Linked DNA regions of Homo sapiens: regions 2 and 3 are each linked to region 1. Evidence: chromatin loops called from intact Hi-C (ENCODE). Cell type or tissue: A673. All regions are shown on one strand. Each heading gives the region's core, and the rest is flanking DNA. Links, peaks and the distances in the headings are about the cores only.

Region 1 (8,135 bases), core at 1,910-6,909:
TCAGCCCTGCAGATATGCTGATTTTAGCCTAGTGAAACTAATTTTGATTCCTGACCTCCAGAACTAAAAGAGAATAAATGTGTGTTGTATTAAGCTACCAAGTTTGTGATCATTTGTTACAGCAGCCATAAGAAACGTACTTAAGTATGTTGTGAGAAAACAAGTAGCCCATAACAGTCAAAGCATTGAAAGAGATTCAGGCCAATTCTGGGATAGATTCTACGCCCTTAAGAATTTAGGTCAGTCTTAGAGTCAACTATGATTGGTCTGTATAAACTTAACACGGACTGCCACAAAAAAAAAAAAACACTAGAGCTCCAGTTCCTCCGTAGAGAAGAGCTGCAAAAATATGGGGACACTTCAGTGAGTGCATAACTCAAAACATATTCCTGAATGGTGAGGACTGAGGCATGATAGGGTGCAAATTCATGTAGCTCCTCTTCCCCCAGTAAAAAACAGGAATAATTATACAGGTGAAATCAAGTTAACAATGAACATGCAGCACAATATCAAATGGGGAAAAATTGTTGCACAGAGGTAAAATGCAGCTTTAATTCTGTAGGCGGGAAAGAACAACCTCACCCATTTTGTGGTGGTTATAAAGTTGAGTTTATGGACTACTTATAATGTATATGAGACCTAGTTTTTGGAATGACTCTTCCTTTCTCCCCCTGTTCTTGCACTACGTTTGTGAATTAAGACCAATGTCCTGGGCCGGGCATGGTAGCTCATACTTGTAATCTTAGCACTTTGGGAGGCTGAGGCAGGAGGATCGCTTGAAGCCAGGAGTTCAAGACCATCCTGGGCAACATAGCAAGATCCTGTCTCTACAATATTTTTTGTTTTGAGACAGAGTCTCACTCTGTTGCCCAGGCTGGAGTGCAGTGGCACAATCTTGGCTCACTGCAGCCTCGACCTCCTGTGCTCAAGTGATCCTCCCCCCTCATCCTCCTGAGTAGCTAGTACTACAGGTACACACCAACATGCCTGGCTAATTTGTTTGTATTTGTAGAGATGGGGTTTCACTGTGTTGCCCAGACTGGTCTTGAACTCCTGGGCTCAAGTGATCCGCCTGCCTCAGCCTCCCAAAGTGCTGGAATTACAGGAGTGAGCCGCTGTGCCTGGCCCTGCAATACATTTTAGAAAATAAGTAGGCATAGTGGCATGCACCTATAGTTCCAGCTATGTGGGAGGATCACTTGAGCCTAGAAGTTCAAAACTACAGTGAGCTATGTTCATGCCACTGTACTCCAGCCTGGATGATAAAACAAGACCCCATCTGCAAGGAAAAACAAAAAAAAGACCAATATCATGAATCCCAGTATGATCATATAACCATGTAGAGACCTCAATTGTTGAATTTTGATGAAATAGCTAGAGTCAAGGAGTCAGATAATTCTTATTTTTCATTTGGAATGGAGGATTGTCAATGGCCTTTGTATATCTCTGGTTCATTCATCCTTCACTCATTCATTTACCATTGAAAAAATATATGGTGAGAGATGAATGTAAAGAGGTAAATAAGATTCTATACAACCTTGAAAGTCATGCTTGGGCTTTACTATAGGAACAATGAGAAGTCTTTTAGGACAGTGTGACATAAAATGCAGTCTTCAGGGCAACAGCAGCAGTTAGAAGCTTGTTAGAAATACAATTCTGCCATCCCCCACCCCCATTAAATCAGAATTTCTGCAACTGAATCCAAGAAGAAACTTTTCTTTCACAATCCCTCCTTGTGATTCTTATTCATGGTAAAGTTTGTAAAGCACTGACTTGGAAGGTAGAGTTAACAAGACTTGGGGAACAATGGTTACGAAAAGTGAGAAAGTTAGAGACAGGGAGGAATAAAAAATGAATCCTGCAGTTTTGGTTTAGTCAACTGGTAAATGGTGATGACTTTCACTGGAATAAAAAACACAGGAGGAAGAAAACATTTTTTGATTGTACTTTCTTGGTTTTGTACATTTTGATTTTGAAGTGCCTGAGGTATTCTCAAGTATAAATATCTAGTAGGCAATTGGTTTTATGAACCAGCAGCTTAGGAGAGAGATCTGGGCTTGAGAAAAGGACAAAGACATCATCAATGCACAGAGAGAAATAGCTTCCACAGGGGTAGAGGAGATCACCCAGGGAGAGTGTATAAAGTGAGAGGGTCAGAGGGCCTAGGACAGAGCACCTGAGAACAATGACTTTTAAGAGATGGGTAGAGGAACAGGAGCTGCAAAGAGATACACAAAGAAATTAGAGGAAAACTGGGGAAGTTAATGTCAAGGAGAGAAGAGAACATTCTAAGAAAAAGGGAATCATGAAATGTTTTGGAGAGGTGAAGTTAAGTATGGACTGGTCTTTATGTGTCTTAAGTATCTACTGGTTTAGCTACAAGAGAGCAATTTGAAATTTTGATTTGAACGGTTTCAACTGAGTGGTAGGAGTTGAAATAAACTTGCTCAGGAACTTAACTAAAGATGGTTGATTTAGTCTACTAGTTCTTAACCAGGGGTAATTATGCTCCTCAGGGAACATTTGGTAATATCTGGTGATATTTTGTCTACTGGCATTTAGTGGGAAGAGGCTAGAGATGCATTTAAACATTTGACAATGCACAAGACAGTGCCCCACAACAAGTGCCCCAGCCCAAAATGTCAATGTTGCCAAGGTCAAGAAACCCTACTTTAGCCTAATGAAGTGTGTATATTTTTACAGCCCGTCATAATTATAAATCCACTGGTTATATTAAGTTATGGAGGCAAACAGAGAGTAGGGCTGAACAAGTAGTAAAAGAATAAGAAACTCAAAAGCTCGAAGAAACTATTTCCAACTTTGCCAGTATTATCTATGCATGTCTTTCACATAGTCATTTAAGTATTTTCTCAGCTTCATTTCTCCACGTAGAATTATCTTGTATCCCCAAGGCACTTTTAATCCTCCATTGAACATTGGTTCCTTTTAGCAACTGTTACAGAAAATACATTCTTATTCTAATTAGATTTTTCCTCAGAGACAAAAGGAGAATTCAAAAACACTTTTATAACTACTTGGAGAAATTCTAGTACTTACAGATGCACTGTTTCTATATCACTTTTCTACAAGTACAAGAAATTTCAAGGAATTTGGGTTAATATACTATAATATGCATCCTTTCAAAAAAGAATAAGTTGAGTATTAGGAGCTAAAGTGTAGAAAAACAGGAGTACAACAGGAGAGATAAACGAACCTGAAGAAAAACAAAACAAAACACGATTCCTGCAGCTGCCACAGTGGAGGGAGCTGAAATTGGGGGTTTGCCAGCAAAGCAGGGATTTTGTCTGCTATGCGCTAGAACTGTGTCTGTCACATTTTTGTATCTCCAGTTTCTGGAATGTAGTGCTCAATTAATATGTGTTAACTGAAACAAAGGAATGAATGGAGCTAAGCCTATAAAATACTGTGTATTAAAAATGAGGTTTGAGAAATACTCCTGGGCATATGGAGCATTGTTAAATAAAATTTACTCAAAGCAGCCGGGTGTGGTGGCTCATGTCTGTAATCCCAGCACTGTGGGAGGCCCAGGCAAGTGGATGACACGAGGTCAGAAGTTTGAGACCAGCCTGGCCAACATGGTGAAGCCCCATCTCTACTAAAAATACAAAAAATAAGCCAGGCGTGGTGGTGGGTGCCTGTAATCCCAGCTACTCGGAAGGCTGAGGCAGGAGAATCGTTTGAACCGGGAGGTAGAGGTTGCAGTGAGCCGAGTTCGCACTACTGCACTCCAGCTTGGGCAACAGAGCAAGACTCCATCTCAAAAAAAAAAAAAAAAAAAAATTTACTCAAAGCATTTTCCATCTTAAGCCTCTAATAAGGGTAATAGAATAGCAGCTATCAACTAATGTGTAATTTCTATGAATGAATCCCATTTATTCCTTTATTGCTCAATCATTCAGCAACCTTTGTTGTTGAGTGCCTGGCAAGATGTCTCTGCCATCATGGAGCTCATATTCTAGTGTGGGAGGCAACACAGAAACAATTACAATATGTGTAGTGATCATGTTTGATATCTACCCAGCATGCACACCCCTTTCTCCTTTCAATCAAAATCCAGTCCCTGCTTAGCTATCTACCCTCCCCGGTGTAGCCCAGGTCCCCACAGCTTTGGGTCAGTTCTAATCTCATTCCCCTAGGTTCTTTGCAGCTTTTTTTTTTTTTTCTTAATAGAGATGGAGGTCTCACTATGTTGTCCAGGCCGGTCTAGAACTCCTGGGCTCAAGTGATCCTCCTGCTTCGGCCTCCTGAGTAGCTGGGATTACAGGTGAATGCCACCATGCCTGGCCTCTGCAGCTTCCAAAGCCACTATTTGTACATCTGAAGCAATCTTTCAAATGCTTCTCACTGGCAATAAACTGAGCTGTAATTGTAGTCACTGGCCACAGAGAGGCACTAGCAGCCCAATAAAATTTACCAGGTTGGCCAGCATACATTTAAAGCTGCCAGCGTAATTCAAAATTTAGGTGTCCTTCAACATTAAAAAGAAGGAAACCATGGGGAGATTTTTTTCTGAGTTGTAGAAAACAAGAATATTCCAAAATCCTATGACTCTTGGGTGGAAAAGGGGAGAAGATACAGTTCACAAGCCATTTTTCCCTAAGTTGTTAACTAAAAGTGTCCCAAGAAACTTTACATATGTTTGTCAAAGAAGGAATTTAAGTCCAATGTTCAGCTTCTCAGATCTTTCCACCAGTTTCTACTAAAAATATACACTCTCAAGAGTTAAAAAGGGAAGGCAAGTAAAGAAACCGAAAACGTTGTTTAGTCATAAATATGTAAAGTCGTTCCTCAGTATTCATGGGGGATTTGTTCCAGGGTTCCTCATGGATACCAAAATCCATGAATGCTCAAGTCTGTTATATAAAATGGTGTAGTATTTGCATATACCCTATGCACATCCGAGTTTCACTCTGGTTGCCCAGGCTGGAGTGCAGTGGCGTGATCTTGCCTCACTGTAACCTCCACCTCCTGGATTCAAGTGATTCTTCTGCCTCAGCCTCCCGAGTAGCTGGGATTACAGGTGCTCACCACCACGCCTGGCTAATTTTTGTGTTTTTAGTAGAGATGGGGTTTCACCACATTGGCCAGGCTGGTCTCAAACTCCTGACTTCAGGTGATCCACCCACCTCAGCCTCCCAACTTTCTGTATACTTTAAATCATCTGTAGATTACTTATAATACCTAATACATTGTAAATGCTATGTAAATAGTTGTTATACTACATCGTTTAGGGAATAATGACAAGGAAAAAAGTCTGTACATGTGGAGTACAGACATTTTCTTTCTTGAATATTTTCTATCCTCAGTTGGTTGAATCCACAGGTGCAGAACCCACAAATGGTGGGCCAATTGTATTTTATTTTGCCTTTAGAAATTGTATTTTGAAATAACCATGGCATGAAGCTTACCTAATTATATCAGATGGAAGTGTATGTTTGAGATGATTGGTAATAGGATGTATAACAGCAATTTTTTTTTTTTGAGATGGATTTTCACTCTTGTTTCCTGGGCTGGAGTGCAATGGTACAATCTTAGCTCACCGCAAACTCCGCCTCCCAAGTTCAAGCGATTCTCCTGCCTCAGCCTCCCAAGTAGCTGGGATTACAGGCATGTACCACCAAGCCCGGCTAACTTTGTATTTTTAGTAGAGACGGGGTTTCTCCATGTTAGTCAGGCTGGTCTCGAACCCCCAACCTCAGGTGATCCGCCCACCTCGGCCTCCCAAAGTGAACAGCAATTTTTTAATTACTAAAAAGTTTCAGTTCAGAATGGTAACAGTCTCAATGAGTCAGTCTGCAGTATGTTGATTTTTAAAAACTAGATGCCACTAGTCATATGAAACTGGAAATTCTAGAGATATTTGTCTATTTGAGATGGGCCTGAATGACTATTCTTTCGCATCTTCTTGAGAAATCAGTCAGTGTAGAGAATTTTAAAAGCCTCTTTAATAAAGAAATTGCTTTGCCCTGGTGAAATAATTTGGCTGAGGATTCTTACAGATTTGTGATGTTGAGATTGGAGAGCTTTGGGATAGCTGTAGTCGAATGGGAAGTTTGTAAGTATTAATACTAGTGTATACTGAGAATTATACCATTCAGTACCACTTATTTGAGTGTTTTTTCCTATTGGTTACTCATTCCTACTTGGAAAAGATTTTAATTAAAATCCAGCTGTTGTTAGGCCAGGCGCAGTAGCTTGCACTGTAATCCCAGCACTTTGGGAGGCCAAGGCAAGAGGATCACTTGAGGCCAGGAGTTTAAGACCAGCCTGGGCAACATAGTGAGACCCCCCCATCATCTCTACCAAAAATTTTTAAAAAAATAAAATCAGCTAGGCATGGTGGTGCGCATCTGTAGTCCCAACTACCTTCAAGGCTTAGATGGAAGGATCACTTGAGCTTAGGAGTTTGAGGCCACAGTGAGCTATGATCATGACATTGCATTCCAGCCTGGGTGACAGAGCAAGACCTTATCTCTAAAACAAAACAAAATCTTACCATTCTCCTATACCCCTTTTTAAGTACTTCCTAGCATGTATTATTGAGTATTATAATTACTTATTTATCAGTACTAAAGATGTAAGTTCCTGAACTAGTCGAGATCTGCCTGTTTTGCTTACCATTATATCCCATGTATAGAATAATGACTGAAACACAGTAGGTGCAAAATAAATGGCTAAAGGTATTATTCTTATGACTTCATTTTCACTATTTTTTTTTTTTTGGCTTTTGTGCAAACTTCCATTTCCTTGAACTTCCAAGCGCAGCCTCCCTCCCCAGTCCATCCACCAGTCCTCTCTTGGTCTCTCTCCCTCTCCCTGACTTCTAGCTGCCTCATACTCCCACGCTGCTCACAACCAGGTTCAGACTCCGCATTGAGTATCTAAACTCTTACCAGCACATTTCATTTTCATATATCCTTATATTTACACTGCATCATCACAAAACACCAACCTTAAAGTGAACTTCTGGAACAATTTTCTAAGCCACCTGAATTTTGTGCATCAATACAAATTCATAGTTACTAACTTCATTCTCAGGGCTATCAGTCCCTATATTCCTCTGGCTTCAGCTTCCTCTCTTATTCTCCTTTACCACTATTATGAACTTTCCTCAGTCTACTTCTGGTCCTAATTAGAGTTGTTCATAGCATACCCTTATTATCCTTTAGTGTCTGTGGGTCTGTAGAGATCTTCCCTCTTTTATTCTTCATATTGGTTATTAAGTATTCTCAGTTTCTTGGTCAGTCAAGTTAGAGATTTATCAATTTTAATTATTTTTCTAAGAGTCCACTTTGGTTTTATTGATTTTTCTCCACTATTTTTCAATTCTCAATTTCATGGATTTCTGCTGTTTATTATTTCTTACTTCCTGCTTGCTTTGGGTTTAATTTGCTCTTCTTTCTCCAGTTTCTTAACATGGAAAATTAGATGACTGACTTGAGATCTTTATTCTTTCCTATTATAAGTACTTAATGCTATATATTTCTAAGCACTGTTTTAGGTGCATCCATAAATTTCAACATGGTATATTTTCATTTTCATTCAGTTAAAAATATATATATTTAGTCAGGTGTGGTGGCTCACGCCTGTAATCCCAGCACTTTGGGAGGCTGAGGTGGGCAGATCACCTGAGTTCTGGAGTTCAAGACCAGCTTAGCCAACATGGTCAAACCCTGTCTCCACTAAAAATACAAAAATTAGCCAGGCATAGTGGCACAGGCCTGTAGCCCCAGATACTCGGGAGGCTGAGGCAGGAGAATTGCTTAAACCCAGGAAACAGAGGTTGCAGTGAGCTGAGAGTGTGCCACTGAACTCCAGCCTGGGTGACAAAATATATATAATTTAATATATACATACATATATTATATATATAATTTAATATATACATACATATATTATATATATAATTTAATATATACATACATATATATTATATATAATTTAATATATACATACATATATATTATATATAATTTAATATATACATACATATATTATATATAATTTAATATATACATACATATATTAAATTATATGTAAATTATAATATACATACATATATTAAATTATATAGAAATATAAATATATATTTATATGTTATAAATATAATTCAA
Region 2 (8,135 bases), core at 1,598-6,597, 1.0 Mb after region 1:
ATGGGGCCCAGAATCTTTCTCTTAGGTCTTTGGTGAGGTTCTGTAAAAGCACAGCCTGAGACAAGGGCTCTTGTCCAAATGATGTGTTGAGAAGATGCTCTCAGGGGAAGCTTATTAGGAAAGCAGGGCAAGCAGAACAGAGAAGAGGACAAGCAAAGAGGTGGTGGTAGCAGCCATCTACCCTCAGCCTGATTGCACAGGGATCTCTGAGCATGAGTGGCCCCTCATGGACAGTTGTCTCACCTTGAGGTGAGGGGGCTGAGCCTCTGCACCCTCATGCCAGCCAACCACTGACTCCAGGCCACCCAGGGATGGTGGAGGCATAACTTCCTAGGCACCTCTGGCTCAGCAACACCCATCAGCTGAGGGGGCTGCTCCAGCGAAGTGGCAGCTGGGCACCACTAACAGGCTACCCTCCCAGCAGTGGGGCAGGAGAGGATGGGGCACCAGCTGGAGAAAGGCGACCTGGGTGGGGCACCAACAGCATTACTGTACTTGCCAAAGGTCGCAGCAGAGCTAAGTTTACACTCCAGGTTCCTTTGATTTTCCCAGGCCATTATACACGTACCACACGGCCTCCTTCAAATAAACACCATTCATTCTATTGGAACCTATGACCCAGCCCCATTGAACACAGTCTATCAACCATGACTCAGTTGCTCAGCCTGACAACATGAGGGCTTATAAACATAAAATATAGCAAACACGTAGAAGTAAATTCCAGTTTAACTCCAAATAACATCAATAAAAATAACAACTCAGTATGCCCTGTTGACCCTTCACATGCATTATCTCATTTCACCAACCCAAGGGACTTTTTATCCCCTCCTTAGAGTGGAAACTCATGCTCAGAGAGTATAAGTTATGGCCCTAATAACTTAATAGTAAGTCAGTAGGATTGTGAGGGTGACAAATAGAATGCGAACCCAAGCAGTATTGCTCCAGAGGCTGTACTCCTAATTAATAATAAATTGGCATGCTTTGGGGGTTGGGAGGAGGCGTACACACCTATAATCTGTGGGAAATCAATTTTAAAATAAACTACAAATCAGTATATTTAGCAAGTAGGTATATTATGGAGCGTCACACTGTTTTTCCTCTTAGCAAATTTTATGCTTGGCTTTCAGAATATTTTTCAGATTTTAAATCAAGCAAAGTGCAATTTCATGAGGTGGACTCAAAACACTCATGACAGATAACCATTTCACTGCCATTCTAGAAGCACATTGTCTGTCTCAGTTTTTTCCTTAATCTGATTTTTGCCATTCTGGAGGCCTGGTGGTAATCTGACATAAATGACCAAGAGGAAGGTGAACACGAATAGAGCAAAGAAGCCAAAGTGAGGGGGCTATAAGGCAATAATTCAGAATACTCAAGTCAGAAAAGGATGGAGTGGTCTCCATATTGTTCAAACATCCTGCATAATAACTCGCCCACTTCATTGTGTGTGTGATTGTCAGTGGAGGTGGCAGGAACAGCAGAGAAGCACATGGTCATGCCTGCACTAAGCTGCTGCCCGTGCTGCTGTAATAGAAGGATGCAGAGTCACAGCTGATGGGTTGGACACTAACCTGCCACCTGCCAACCACTGTGCTTATGTATGATCTCAGACAACCTTCACAACATCCTGGAGGCAGGCAGTATTTCTATGCCCATCTTGCAGTTATGCTAACAGAGAGACTTAGAGAGATAAGTAATATGCTCAATGTCACAAAGAAATAAAAATCTAGCCAAAGATACAATCTTGACAACCTGCTTACAAAATCTGCACGTAACTACCATGTCTTACCTTTTTCTAGGTGATACAGATGACAAAATTTTAATCTTCTGATATGGTTTGGCTATGTCCCCACCCAAATCTCATCTTGAACCGTAGCTCCCATAATCCCCACATGTCATGGGAGGGACCCAGTGGGAGGTAACTGAATCATGGGGGCAGGTTTTTCCCATGCTGTTCTCATGATAGTGAATAAGTCTCACGAGATCTGATGGTTTTATAAAGGGCAGGTCCCTTGCACACACTCTCTTGCCTGCTGCCATGTAAGACATGCCTTTGCTCCTCCTTCACCTTCTGCCATGATTGTGGGGCCTCCCCAGCCATGTGGAACTGTGAGTCCATTAAACCTCTTTTTCCTTATAGATTAACTCAATCTCAGGTATGTCTTTATTAGCAGTGTGAGAACGGACTAATCACCTTCTAACATTTTTATAAAATATTTTCATATTCTTATACTTGTATGGGGATGTCCAGAGCTGAGGGAGGCACTGGAAACATGCACAAGCCCTTCATGAACAGTGAGCATCAAGCTGTTCTCTTTATTTGTCAGATTTTATATAGGTAGGTTGGAATTCTGGAGGGTTATGAACAAAATTTTCATAGGGTTTTTTATTCTAAAAAAATAAAAGACCCCACAGGAATGAAGAAAAAGGAGGCAAAAGTTTTGAAACCTGCCTGAAAATTAATGGTACGTCATGAGACAAAAATGTAATCTTGTTAAGTGAAAGAAATGACAGTGGATACAACCCAGGGTGAGTAAAACAGGAGCCAACATATATTATTTAAGAATTAAAAGTAGAGGAGCTTTGCCTAAAAAGGTAAAAATTGGCCACTACTCATTGGAAAGCACAGGCCTGGCATAATTTCTCTCCAAGCAGACCCTGAAATGTTTAAGCCATTGTAGTCTAATGAGTCCTGAAAGTGTAGACCTGGCAGTGGCTCTAAGAGGAATCACAGTAATTGCTCCTTTCCTTTCCTTGCCTTCCCTTTCTCTACTTGTGGTCCCTGGCAGAGCAGCAGGAATAAGTCCCACTGAGTCCTCTAACTGCTGTATCTGCCCCCAGACCACCCCTCATACAGGCTGCTTCACCCTGAGGTTCAAGCAGAAAGGACTTCTCAGCCCTTCCACCCTGACCCCCAACAATCCTTCAACATCCATTAGCCTGCAACCCCATCCAGGACACTGCTTCCAGCTTTACAGGGTACTCTCCATTTGCACTCATACCATGGGGGACAAAATCTAACTACCCTGGGAACTCTTTTGGCAATTCAGTAGGGTGTGCATTTCTATAAAGTTCTTTTTGTCTTGACCCTAAAGAAGAGGTGGTCGTGGTACAATTTTTTGAGATTCAAATTCTCTGATTCCTCTACATGTGATTAATTAGAGTTTCACTTTGGAGGGTACTAAATGCAGTGCTTTTTAAAATGAGATTTTTTTTTATTTTTGCTAGGGGACCATGTTCCAAATCTTGATGTATAGGTTGACAGAATTAGGTGAAATGGCCTGTTCTGAAGAAGCGTTTTAATCAGGGCAGGCACAGATAATTCCCAGCATAAGCTTTGCTTCCTATTTTAAGAGCGACCAGTTCTGAATCTTAGATACTGTGTCAGGAGGTTTTTCCTTGCAGCCAGAGACTTTTGCCTTAGGAGTTTTTGGAAATGTGTCATAAAGCTATGTAGTTCAGGGTCCCACTATGTGCATTTTATGAACTGCCCAAACATTGTTTTCCTGGGAAGTGAGGCACCACTCTCCTCTCATCAAATTCACCCAGATATTAGCACATGACCTCTAGAGCAGAACAGTGAAGAATCACAAGTTACTCATGGCAGGCGACTTGAACACAATTATTTTTCAACTGATGTGGGTTTTTTCTGTAACATAAAATATACACTTCAATTTATTTATATAAATATAAAACTATCTTTTTCTGGAAATCTTATAAAAACCACTTTAAAGTGTCGTTCCCATTTAGCAATGCAGCATGATTATCTGGGTACAATCTAAACATGGAGAGAGCACTGTTCTCAGACACATCCTGATGAAGCTCACGATTGGAGGACGTGGAATTAGTTCCCTCTAGTGGAGAACTTCATGTTGACACAGTTGTTAGCCCCTTGTCTCATGGAAGGAAAAGAAAGGTGAAATCTTTTTTTTTCTTTTTTTTTCTTTTTTTTTTTGCCATAATTTTTCTTTTTTTCTTTCTTTTTTTTTTTTTTTTTTGTTGTTGTTTGTTTGTATTTTTTTTATGACAGCGTCCTCTCTGGCGGGTAAGGCATAATCTTTTTTTGGTATATACCTTAGAAAACAGGTCTCAGTGTAGTGATGAAACAGCTTTAACTTGAGAATTGACAAATTCTTGTGAACACTTTTAAATATGATATACTTTCTAACAATGCTTGGCATCCAATCATTTTCATTTCTCATTATTTTAAGTAATTTTAACAACAGTGTATCAAATGAAATTATTGTTCCCTAATAATGTCTTATAGTGTATACATTTGTTTATTTAAGGAAACCTTTTTTTCCAAATCATGGATTAAAACACAGCCCTCAAGGATTCTCCCCTTTTCCAGGCCCTCCCCATCCCACCTGCCTTACTTTTCATTTCCTGCGTTTTCCCTCTCGGCTTTGATTTCCCTCAAGGCGGTGTCTGTAGCACAATGCCTACCACCTTGTACGTGTTCCATAAATATTTGTTAAATCTCAATATGAAAAAAGGAACAAGTTCTTGGACATCAAGTTAATTTTATAGGAAGAAATATGTTTTAAAAAAATAAAAATAGATGATGCGCCGGGCATAGTGGCTCATGCCTGTAATCCTAGCACTTTGGGAGGCTGAGGTGGTCAGATCACAAAGTCAGGAGTTTGAGACCAGCTTGGCCAACATGGTGAAACCCCATCTCTACTAAAAATACAAAAATTAGCCAGGCGTGGTGACGTGCGCCTGTAATCCCAGCTACTTGGGAGGCTGAGGCAGTATAATTGCTTGAACCCAGGATGCGGAGGTCGCAATGAGCTGAGATCATGCCACTGCACTCTAGCCTGGGCAACAGAGCAAGACTCTGCCTCGGAGGAAAACAAACAAAAAAAAAATGGATGCTCACCACCACCTCGCCCTTGCCCCACAGAAGCCTGTGGTGCTGGCAGGTTGCCTGGCCTCATTAGACATCGAGAGGGAGCCCCTTGGAGCTGTGCTCCCTGCATGTCCTTGGCAATGTCACGCTGCACCTGGGGCTCTGAGGGGAGCTCCTAAAACCCTCACGGTCCCTGCTGTGAATATGATCTTCTGAATCATTTGTTTTACTCTTGTTACGTTGGCTCCTAACTTAGCATGTTGTTACCAAATCCCTATTCAGAGGAATATTTTTTCCTGACAGAATCCTTAGTCTACTTAAGGTTTCTAAGAAAAAAAAGTTGGAATTTTAAACCCACCTTAATCAAAAATAAGAGTAAAAATGATGAAGTACTAAAGGATCTATGAGAATGAATACATTCAAAGTATGGCAGAGGCCCACTTTGCCTGAAGGAATATACCTCAGATGTGGATCCTTCATCTTGTCAGTCTCCAGAGGATGGTCAGCCCTACTCAAACACCTGTCCGTTTTTCCAGGCAGCTCTTTTTTTCATTGCCCAAGGCAGCTTTTTAAAATCAGTGTTGCTGTCCTTAAATTCTCTTCTCCCATCCGATACATAGAAAAATACAGAATCTAGGAATAAACCATCCTAAATTACCTCTCTTGTTCCCTGACCCCATCAAGAACTCACACATGTGTGTGTAGGCACACGTGCACACAGTAGGATCTCCTGAGAGCTTATTCGTTTTTGTTTTCCTACTTCCTAATACCACACACATAATAGAGGTTCTCTAAAAATTGACTGAATGATACAGAGTTAGCCTTACTCATGGGAGTTAGACATATTCGTCTATTTCAGCTCTAAAACATCCAGTTGATTCTAGAAAGCCCAGAGAAAGGGAGAAATTCTCACTTGCCACCTCCTTCACGGGTGCTTAAATTATCCAACCACCCTATGTGGCCAATTGGTTTTTAAGGTCTGTGGTCGTGGCCCCTCTGCTCCTGTTTAATGAATAAACTTTGTAAACTTTAAGAGACTCTATCCTGAACCTGTTAATACAGCGTAAATATGCATCAAGACACTTAAGAAAATATCCTACAATTGAGTGGTTCCATATTAGTGAAAGAATGGTCTAGAAATCTAGAGAGAGGTCTCAGACAAGGCGATTGCAAGTTTCTCCAGGTGAGGCAATACTTCCTCATCTTTGAACATTGTGTAGAGGGGTGACTGTCCTTACCATTGCTTTCCTATTTGTACATGTTTAAACTCCAACATTTTTTTTTCATTTCTGGGGAGGGATTTTTCTTCCATCCAAATTTTTGATCCAGGTAATCATTATAATCTTGACCAATGGTTTAACTTTCCATCACAGTTTCATAGAAGAGAGTTGTTTATTTCACTTTAAAGTATATTTTCTTTCTTTTCCTTCCTCCTTCCTTCCTCTCTCTCTCCTTCCTCCTTCCTTCCTCTCTCTCCTTCCTCCTTCCTTCCTCTCTCTTGCCTTCCTCCTTCCTTCCTCTCTGTCTCCTTCCTCTCTCTCCTTCCTCTCTCTCTCCTTCCTCTATCTCTCCTTCCTCCTTCCTTCCTCTCTCCTTCCTCCTCACTTCCTCTCTCTTTCCTCTCTCTTTCCTTCCTTCTGTCTCTCTCTCTCCTTCATTCTCTGTCTCTCTCTCTCCTTCCTCCCTCCTCTCTCTTTCTCTATCTCCTTCCTCCTTCCTTCTGCTCTCTCTCATTCTCTCTCCTTCCTCTCTCTGTCTCTCTCTCTCTCTCCCCCAAGCTGGAGTGGCGTGGCATGATCCTAGCTCACTGTAACTTCAAACTCCTGGGCTCAAGTAGTCCACTCGCCCCAGCCTCCTAAGTAAATAGGACTATAAGCACATGCCACCATGTCCAGTTAATTCTTTTATTTTTTGCAGAGATGGGGGTCTCACTAGCTGATCTCCAACTCCTGGTCTCAAGTGATCCTCTTGTCTCAGCCTCCCAAAGTGCTAGAATTACACGCATGAGCCACTGTGCCTGGCCTCTGATTTCTACCTTTTTTTTTTAATTCATTTATTCTTTTGAGACGGGGTCTTGCTCTGTCACCCAGGCTGGAGCACAGTGGCATGATCTCAGCTCACTGCAACCTCCTCCTCCAGGGTCCAAGCTATTCTCCTGCCTCAGTCTCCCAAGTAGCTGGGGTTACAGGTGCCCGTCACCATGCCCGGCTAATTTTTGTATTTTTAGTAGAGACGGGGTTTCACCATGTTGGCCAGGCAGGTCTTGAACTCCTGACCTGAGGTGATCCACCTGCCTTGGCCTCCCAAAGTGTTGGGATTACAGGAGTGAGCCACCAAGCCAGGCCTTCTAATTTAAATATGTTCTTCCATATATGACCTGCAGGTGGCAGAGTGAAACAGCACTATACTGTAAAAGTAAAAATCGAGGCTTGGGTGTGACAGAAATTCTCATTAGAACTTACATCCTCTAGGGTGATACTAGTGAAATCTAGTGTGGGCAGGGTGTCTCACAAAATCTTTAACACAATGTCAATAATAGTTTGCTTGGAATTATTATTTTTTCATTGTTTTTTTGTCATCCACTAGTTGTATCCCCCCAAGAGGATAAAAATATCAAATGACATTATGAAAAATATCAAATGACATTAGAACGTCAAAATCCTCAAAATAGAAATAACAAGTAAAATAATTAAAACATGGCTTGAACATGGTTATTGGACTCCTCAGGTTTTTTTTTTCTTAAATCATTATGATTCTTCATAAGAAAGTAAACTGTGTAATTCAGTAAACTAAATTGTAAGCTGCTTGGAGGTAAGGATGTCTCTTTTTTATTGCCATGTCCATGTATTTGTATTGCCTATTAAGGTGCCTGGTGTACATTAGACCTTAATAAATGCTTAATTTCGTCCTTCATTCCCACTCACTGTTGGTAAAAGTGGTTATGGTGGGCATAGTTATAATCTAGAAGTAAGTGTTAATATTTTAGAGCTGGGGGCCTCTCAAAAGGCCAAAAATATAGCATTTTACAGTTGGGAGAAACCTTAGAGTAGTGGTCCCCAAAACTCATTTAACATAGTCCTCTAGGGAAACTTTGTAATATTTCTAGATATTCCTATCTAAACAGACTTTCCAGATGGAAAATATTCTAGAGTCCAATCCAAATTCAGCTTCAACAGCTCTGGTCCAGGGTTGGGGAAAGATGATACTCAGATAGATAGATAGATAGATAGATAGATAGATAGATAGACAGATAGATACAAATAGATCATCTCTACATGTAATC
Region 3 (8,135 bases), core at 1,598-6,597, 330 kb after region 1:
AAAAAAAGCAGTGATGGGAAGGTAAGAAGTGTGAGGTCAGGGAGGGTGAATTTCTGTTTTAAGTAGAATGGCCAGGGGAGGGCTCACTAAGATGTGATGTCAGATAAAAGACCTAAAGAAAATCAGAGAGTGGGCTGTGCAGGCATCCATGGGGAGGAGCTTTCCAGACAGAAGAAACAGCAAATAGAAAGACCCTGAGCTGGCTGGAGCAGGCTGTCATGTCTGATGGGCAGTTGGAGGCCAGTGTGGCTGGAGTGCACTGAAAAGGAAGGAGGACTTCAGGATGGTCTCTGACTGGCTATTGCAAGGACTTTGGATTTCACTTTGAGTGTGATGGAGAGTCACTGGAGGGTTTGAGCAGAAGAGTGATGCAATCTAATTTATACTTAAAGGAATGTTTTTGTCTGTTGGGTGGGGAAGAGATGAGTTATGAAGAGGGGTGGAGGAAAAGGCAAGGATATCTTAGTCCAGGTGGTGGCTTGAACTAGGGTGATAACGGTGGAAGTGAAACCAGCGGCTGGATTAGGGGCTGGATTTGGGATATGTCCTGAAAATAGATTGGACAGAATTTGCTGATGAATTGGATTTGAAGTTTGTGACAGGGAGGGAATAATCAAGGAAGAATTCAAGGTTTTTGTTGTGATCAACAGGAAGGATGAAGCTGTCGTTAACTGAGATGTGGAAGACTGTGGGAAGAAAAAGTTTGGAAGAAAAGAAAAGGAGGCAGGAATTGAATGTGTTAATTTAGAGAGTATATTATGTCTGAATGCAAACAATATGTAATTGAATATATATGTCTGGTGTTCAGAGGAGGACTCTAGGATGGATATTAAAATTTGGTAATTGTCAGAATGTACATAGTATTAAAAGCCACAATACTTGTTGAGATCACTAATGGGATGGGTAGAGGTAGAATAGGGAAGAGGTCCAGGTACTGAACCTGAAGTGCTCTGAAAGCTAGCCTATAAAAGGTCAACTGCAGAGGCTGATGCACAGAATCATTACCAGCAAAGATTAGGGAGAAGTGGCCAGTAAGAGTAGAGGAAAATTAGAAGACAGCAGTGTCTGGTAGCTATGAAAGAAACTATCTCAAGCGACAAGGAGTGATCAATAGTAAACTATACTCATAATTAATTTAAAATGAAGAGGGAGAACGTCTATAAGGTTTAGCATTGTGGAGGTCTTTAATAACCCTTAGAAAGAGTAATTTTTTTTTTTGAGACAAGGTCTTGCTCTGTCACCCAGACTGGAGTGCAGTGGCATGATCGTGGCTCACTGCAACCTCAACCTTCTGGGCTCAAGAGATCCTCCCACTCAGCCTCCCACGTATCTGGGACTACAGGTGCATGCCACTACACTTGGTTAATTGTGATGGAGACTGGGTCTACTTGGAATGAATTCACTTATTCTATTTGAAAATATCTGAAATAAACACCCCAAAATATTCTCTAAGCAAAAAACCTAGAACATACTTTCAGATATTGAGACAACAACAATAATATCAATGACAACTGACATTTATTCAGTACCTACTTGTGTCAGGGACTGTGTTAAAGTGCTTTACAAGTACAATTTTATTTGACTTTTCACAATCAACCTATGAATTAGGTTCAATTATCTCCATTTCATAAATGAGGAAGTTGACGTTTATAGACTTTTAAGTGTGTAAAGTCACATAATGAGTAAGTGATGGAACTGAGATACTGGAAATATTTTCATAATGCTTTTACACTGAATGATTATTTTGTTTCCAGGGTATATTGATATGCCTTTGGAAATAAGTAGTCTCATTCTTTAGAACCTAAGGTGGTATTTTTTACATTCCATTTATTTCATGTCCCTTTATTTTCCTGATATCTAGCACTTCTACAATAATGAAAAGTTATAACTAGTTCCTTTATAGTTGTTTGTATGGTACTTTTTTGATGCAGAGAACTACCTAACATATTTCAATTTATTAAATTAGATTAATATGTTCAATCAAGTTAAATGTTATTAAGGAAAATGCTATTTTCTAGAATGATTTCTATTTTTAATAGAAATTTATTTTGAGGAACTTGATTACATTTTTGGAAGTATATTCTTAAAATAATTACATCGAAAAGCCATTGAACATTTAACATACTCATTTCATGTTCATAACCTTTCTGTGTGGTGGACATTATTATTATCTACATTTTACACACAGGGACCTGGAGGTTTAAAGAAGTTGAGTAAATTGCCTGAAGTCACAGAGCTTGTAAGTGGTTGAGTAAGGATTGACCCCATGTCCTCTGAAATTACATTCCCTGCTTTTTCCACTACAACATGCATGTAAATTTAGTTAATTCCAATGCTCAGCTTGAAATATTATATCTTTACTCATCTGTGTTAAATTGATTACCCTCATTTGATGCACCATTGTAACTCTAACAGCTGGAGCAACAGGGGCCCACAGTTTTAGGAAAGCACGTATATATTTTTAAATTAGGCGTGTTTTCTCAGGGAAGCATGCGAGTAGTTTGTTATTATTTTTCTTTTTTAGGATTGATTCTACATAACCTGAGAGAGGGAAAAGCAGAATTACTGTTGCTTGGCTATGCTCTTCATAGTTGCTGATCCTTTTTTGAGGATGTAGCTAGGAGTGGTGTTAGCAGGGAAATGGAATGAACACAGACTGTGCCATGAATTCTGGAGCCTGCCCTGAAATAGGCTGGGGACTGTGTCATTGATTTTCTAGAATGACTTCCACAATTTCCCAACCCTCCTGAATCTCACATTCAATTCACAAAAAATTGTTGATTTCCTTACATTAGCATGCCCTTTTCACATTTACTTTTGAGCCTCTTTGATCAAGCTTCTACTCTAGGGCCAGAATGGTTTATTAGACATGCAACAATGATAACCCACGTATGGGTTCAAAATTCTTCAGTGGCTCCACATTACATTTAATATAGAATATCAATCCCTTAACATGGCCTACAGGGTCTGACCTGGTCTGGCCCTCTCCCTACTCTTCAACCTCAGCCAGTACCATTTTTCATCACAGGCCCCAGGCTTTCTTGAAGTTCCTTTAGTCTTTTCCTTCCTCAAGGCTCACGGAATACTATTTCCCCTGCCTAGAATATTATCTTCTCCATTCTTAGGGGTAAGTGCTTCCTCCTCAAAGACCTTCCCTGACCACCCAATCTAAATTAGGTCCCCCCAGCCCCTGTTATAATTTCTCTAATTATTTTCTGCCTTTCCTTCAAAGTGTTTATTACAATTTGGTGTTCCATTTTATTCGTATGTTTATTCTATATCAAGACCCCTCCCCATATAAATGTAAGTCACACAAGGGCACTTTCTATATCTGCTTTTTTTCACCACTGCCTGGTAACATAAAAGACATTCAATAACATTTCTAGAATAAATGAATGCCCTTTCATAAGCTGTTTTATCAACCTGGGATATAACAAAAATAGCCAATGTTTATTTTGCAGTAATATCCTAAGCACTGTAATGACATTACAAATTGGTTGATCCTGGAGCAGGGGTAAAGCTGGGAGATGCATGTATGTAATGATTAGGTTTCATGGGAGGATGTAAATTTTTTGTTTTGCTGCATTTTATTGACTGTCTAAAAAGCAAGTGATAAGGAAAGAGAACAAAAGGATTTGGTCAAATGTCGAATTCTATCACATTATATCTAGATATTCTTATGGAGAATATTGTGCAATCAAGAAGCTGTGATGTATAAGTAGATCAATATGAACTTGTTTTAAAGAGACGAATAGTCACATCAACTTTTCAATCCTTTTGATAAGTAGAAATAAGTAGGGACAAACTCAACTGTCCCTAATTTTCTTTAAATTTGAAAATAGTCTTTTACTGTCTTCACAGGATGCGTGATTGGGAGCAGAGATTGGTTAACACTATCATTTTAGCTCCCTCTGCTGGTAGTGAATGATGCGTTTAGCAGAGGGCTGACGAAAAGTGCAAATGTTGCTAAAGATAGGGATGAAACACCTTTGCTGTTGTTGCTAGTCTCCTCTTGGTCAAGGTAGGAAGCAAACATGCTGTTTTTAAAGCAATTTTTAACAGTCTTATTGATATATACTTTATATACAATAAGATTCACTTGTTTAAAGTGTACAATTAGTTTTTACTGTGTTTACAGAGTTGCACAACCATCACCATAATCTAATTTTAGAACATTTTTCATCGCCCCAAAAGAAATCTTCTATCCATTGGCTACAGCTCTCTTTCTTTTACCCTACCTCCTCTGCCACTAGCTCCTGGAAACCACTAAATTACTTTCTGTCTCCATAGACTTAACTAATTTGGACTCATTTGATAAATGGGTTCATACAATGTATGTTTATTTGTGTCTGCCTATTTCACTTAGCATACTGTTTCTAAGGTTTATTCGTGTTGTGGATCAGTATTTCATTAGTTTTTATTGACAAATAGTATTCAATTATATGGACATACCACATTTTGTTAATCTATTCATTATTTGATGGGCAATGAGGTTTCTGCTTTTAGGCTATTATGAATAATGCTGCTATAAACATTAGTGTTTAAGTTTTTAGGTAGACATATGTTTCAATTATCTTGAGTAGACAGATACCTAGGAATGCAATTGCTGGGTCATATCTACACTGAACATTTAGAGGAACTGCCAATTTTTTTCTAAAGTGGTTATACTATATTACATTCTCACACATGCTCTTTTGGATAGGTTTACAAAGTAGCGCCTAAGAGAAAGACAGCTTAAATTTAATGTGTCTTTTGTCATTTATTCTTTTAAAAATTTTTAAATTTTATTTCAATAGTTTTTGGGGAACAGGTGATTTTTGGTTACATGGATAAGTTCTTTAGTGGTAATTTCTGAGATTTCGGTGCACCCGTCACCTGAGCAGTGTACACTGTACCCAATGTGTAGTCTTTTATCCCTCACCCCTCCCACTGTTTCCTCCGAGTTTCCAAATTATGTCATTCCTATGCCTTTGTGTCCTCACAGCTTAGCTCCAACTTATAAGTGAAAACATATGATATTTGGTTTTCCATCCCTGAGCTACTGCACTTAGACTAATGGTCTCCAACTCCATTCATTGCTGTGAATGCCATTATTTCATTCCTTTTTATTCCATGGTGTATATATACCACATTTTCTTCATTCACTCATTGATTGATGGGCATTTAGGCTGATTCCATATTTTAGCAATTGTGAATTATACTGCTATAAGCATGCAAGTGTCTTTTTCATGAAATGACTTCTTTTTCTCTGGGTAGATACCCAGTATTGGGACTGCTGGAACAAACGGTAGTTCTACTTTCAGTTTTTTAAGGAATCTCCATAGTGTTTTCCAAAGTGGTTGTTCTAGTGTACATTCCCACCAGCAATGTAAAAGTGTCACCACATCCATGCCAACATCTATTATTTTTTGGTATTTAAGTAATGGCCATTATCTCAGAAGTAAGGTGGTATCTCACCGTGGTTTCAATTTGCATTTCCCTAATAATTAATGATGTTGAGTATTTTTCATGTCTGTTGATTATATATCTATTATGTTTTCATGTTTTTTGCCCACTTTTTGATGGGATTATTTGTTTTTTTTTTCTTGCATATTTGAGCTCCTTATAGATTCTGGATATTAGTCCTTTGTCAGACGCATAGTTTGTGAATATTTTCTCCCATTCTGTGGGCTGTTTACTCTGCTGATTATTTCTTTTGCTGGGCAGAAGTCTATTTATTTTTGTTTTTGTTGCATTTGTTTTGGGGTTCCTGGTCAGAAACTCTTTGCCTAAGCAGATGTCTAGAAGAGTTTTCCCAACATTATCTTGTAGAATTTTTATGGTTTTGGGCCTTAGATTTAAGTCTTTGATCCACCTTGAGATGAGTTTCATATAAGGTGAGAGATGAGGATCCCATTTCATTCTTCTACATGTGGCTTGCCAGTTATCCCAGCAGCGTTTGTTGAATAGGGTGTCCTTTCCCCACTTTATGTTTTGTTTGCTTTGTTGAAGATCAGTTGGCCCTAAGTATTTGGCTTTATTTCTGGGTTCTCTATTCTGTTCCATTGGTCTAAGTGTATTTTTATACCAGTACCATGCTGTTTTGGCAACGATAGCCTTTTAGTATAGTTTGAAGTTGAGTAATGTGATGCCTCCAGATTTGTTCTTTTTGCTTAGCCTTGTTTTGGCCATGCAGGCTCTTTTTTGGTTCTATATGAATTTTATGTTTTTTTTTCTTGTTCTGTGAAGAATGATGATGGTACTTTGATGGGAATTGCATTGAATCTGCAGCAATTTTGAGCATACTGCCAAAAGCAATATGATGCTTTGCATCATCAAAGCAATATATTGCTTTTGGCAGTATGGTCATTTTCACAATATTGATTGTACCCATCTATGAGCATGGGATGTATTTCCATTTGTTTGTGTCATTGATGATATCTTTCAGCAGTGTTTTGTAATTTTCCTTGTAGAGATTTTTCACCTGGTTCTGTATATTCCTAAGCATTTTATTTTTTTTTTGCAAGTGTTGTAAAAGGAGTTGAGTTCTTGATTTGATTCTCAGCTTGGTTCTTGTTGGTGTATAGCAGTGCTACTGATTTGTGTACATTGATTTTGTATCCTGAAATTTTACTGAATTTATTTATCAGATTTAGGAGCTTTTTGGATGGACCTTTAGGGTTTTCTTGGTATATGATCATAACAACCGCGAACAGTGACAGTTTTACTTCCTCTTTACCAGTTTGATGACTTTTGTTTCTTTTTCTTGTCTCATTGCTCTGGCTAGGACTTCCAGTACTATGTTGAATAGAAGTGGTGAAAATGGGTCATTCTTGTCTTGTTCCAGTTCTCAGGGGCAATGCTTCCAACTTTTCCCCGTTTAGTTCAGTTTTCAGTCCAGCTGTGAAACCATCTGGTCCTGGACTTTCTTTTTGTTGGCAATTTAAAAAATTACTGTTTCACAGTAAACTGAGATCACGCCACTGCACTCCAGCCTGGGCGACAGAGCAAGACTCCGTCTCAAAAAAAAAGAAAAAAATATTACTGTTTCAGTCTTGCTACTTGTTATTTGTATGTTCAGAGTTTCTGTTTCTTCCTGATTTAATCTAGGAGGGTGATGCATTTCCAATAACTTAGCCATCTTCTGTATGTTATCTAGTTTGTGTGCATAAAGGTGTTCATAGTAGCCTTGAATGGTCTTTTGTATTTCTAGAGTATTGATTGTAATATCTCCTATTTTGTTTCTAATTGAGCTTATTTGGATCTTCTCTCTTCTTAATCTCGCTAATGGTCTATCAATTTTGTTTAAGTTTTCAAAGAACCAGTTTTTTGTTTCATTTTTCTTTTGTTTTTTTTTTTTTTTGTGTCAATTTCATTTAGTTCTGCTCTGACCTTTGTTATTTTTTTTCTTCTGCTGGGTTTGGGTTTATTTTGTTTTTTGTTTATCTGGTTCTTTGAGGTGTGACTTTAGATTGCCTATTTCTGCCGTTTTGGACTTTTTGTTGTAGGCATTTAATGCTATGAACTTTCTTCTTAGCGCTGCTTTTGCTGTGTCCCAGAGGTTTTGATAAGTTATGTCACTATTATCATTCAGTTCAAAGAATTTTTAAATTTCCATCTTGATTTCATTGTTGACCCAAAGATCACTCAAGAGCAGATTATTTAATTTCCATGTATTTGTATAATTTTGAGAGTTCTATTTGGAATTAATTTCCAGTTTTATTCCATTGTGGTCTGAGAGGATACTTGATATAATTTTAATTTTCTTAAATTTATTGAGACTTGTTTTGTGACTTATCATATGGTCTGTCTTGGAGAATGTTCCATGTGCTGATGAAAGAATGTATATTTTTCAGTTGTTGGGTAGAATGTTCTGTAAATATCTGTTAAGTCTATTTGTTCTAGGATATAGTTTAAGTCCACTGTTTCTTTGTTGACTTTCTGTCTGGATTACCTGTCTAGTACTGTCAGTGGAGTATTGAAGTCCCCGCTATTATTGTGTTGCTGTCTATCTTATTTCTTGGGTTTAGTCATAATTGTTTTTATCAAATTGGGAGCTCCAGTAGTAGGTGCATATATATTTAGGTTTGTGACATTTTCCTGTTGAACTAATCCTTTTATCATTAAATAATGTCCCTCTTGATCTTTTTTTTTTT

What was found. Hi-C counts contacts between places; a loop is a spot of excess contacts. Peaks named below come from ENCODE experiments on the same cell type or tissue, not always from the same donor. Only the 100,000 strongest peaks of a DNase experiment are listed, where the experiment ranks them.
Region 2: it touches region 1 in a loop (9-fold over the local background); 13 of 110 quality-filtered maps call a loop at or near these places.
Region 3: a loop joins it to region 1, with 6 times the contacts of the local background. A loop is called at or near these places in 89 of 110 quality-filtered maps.

Annotation. Positions count from the first base shown.
Region 1 is chr12:71,743,445-71,751,579 of GRCh38, reverse strand. No RefSeq gene overlaps it. Among named protein-coding and RNA genes, the nearest start is that of RAB21, 7.4 kb to the left of the region's middle. RefSeq lists a silencer at 3,506-3,715. In A673, for the core only: a CTCF peak has its summit at 4,394; DNase peaks (open chromatin) are centred at 3,289 and 4,409; H3K4me3 peaks cover 501 bases; H3K27ac peaks cover 917 bases.
Region 2 is chr12:70,729,291-70,737,425 of GRCh38, reverse strand. The region is part of intron 6 of PTPRR (protein tyrosine phosphatase receptor type R); the gene reads left to right. All of the region lies in intron 1 of LOC124902960 (a long non-coding RNA gene), which reads right to left. Among named protein-coding and RNA genes, the nearest start is that of PTPRB, 96 kb to the right of the region's middle. In A673, for the core only: a CTCF peak has its summit at 3,858 (motif pointing left); a DNase peak (open chromatin) is centred at 3,825; H3K27ac peaks cover 380 bases.
Region 3 is chr12:71,411,604-71,419,738 of GRCh38, reverse strand. No RefSeq gene overlaps it. Among named protein-coding and RNA genes, the nearest start is that of LGR5, 24 kb to the left of the region's middle. RefSeq lists a silencer at 3,950-3,999. In A673, for the core only: a CTCF peak has its summit at 3,929 (motif pointing left); a DNase peak (open chromatin) is centred at 3,898.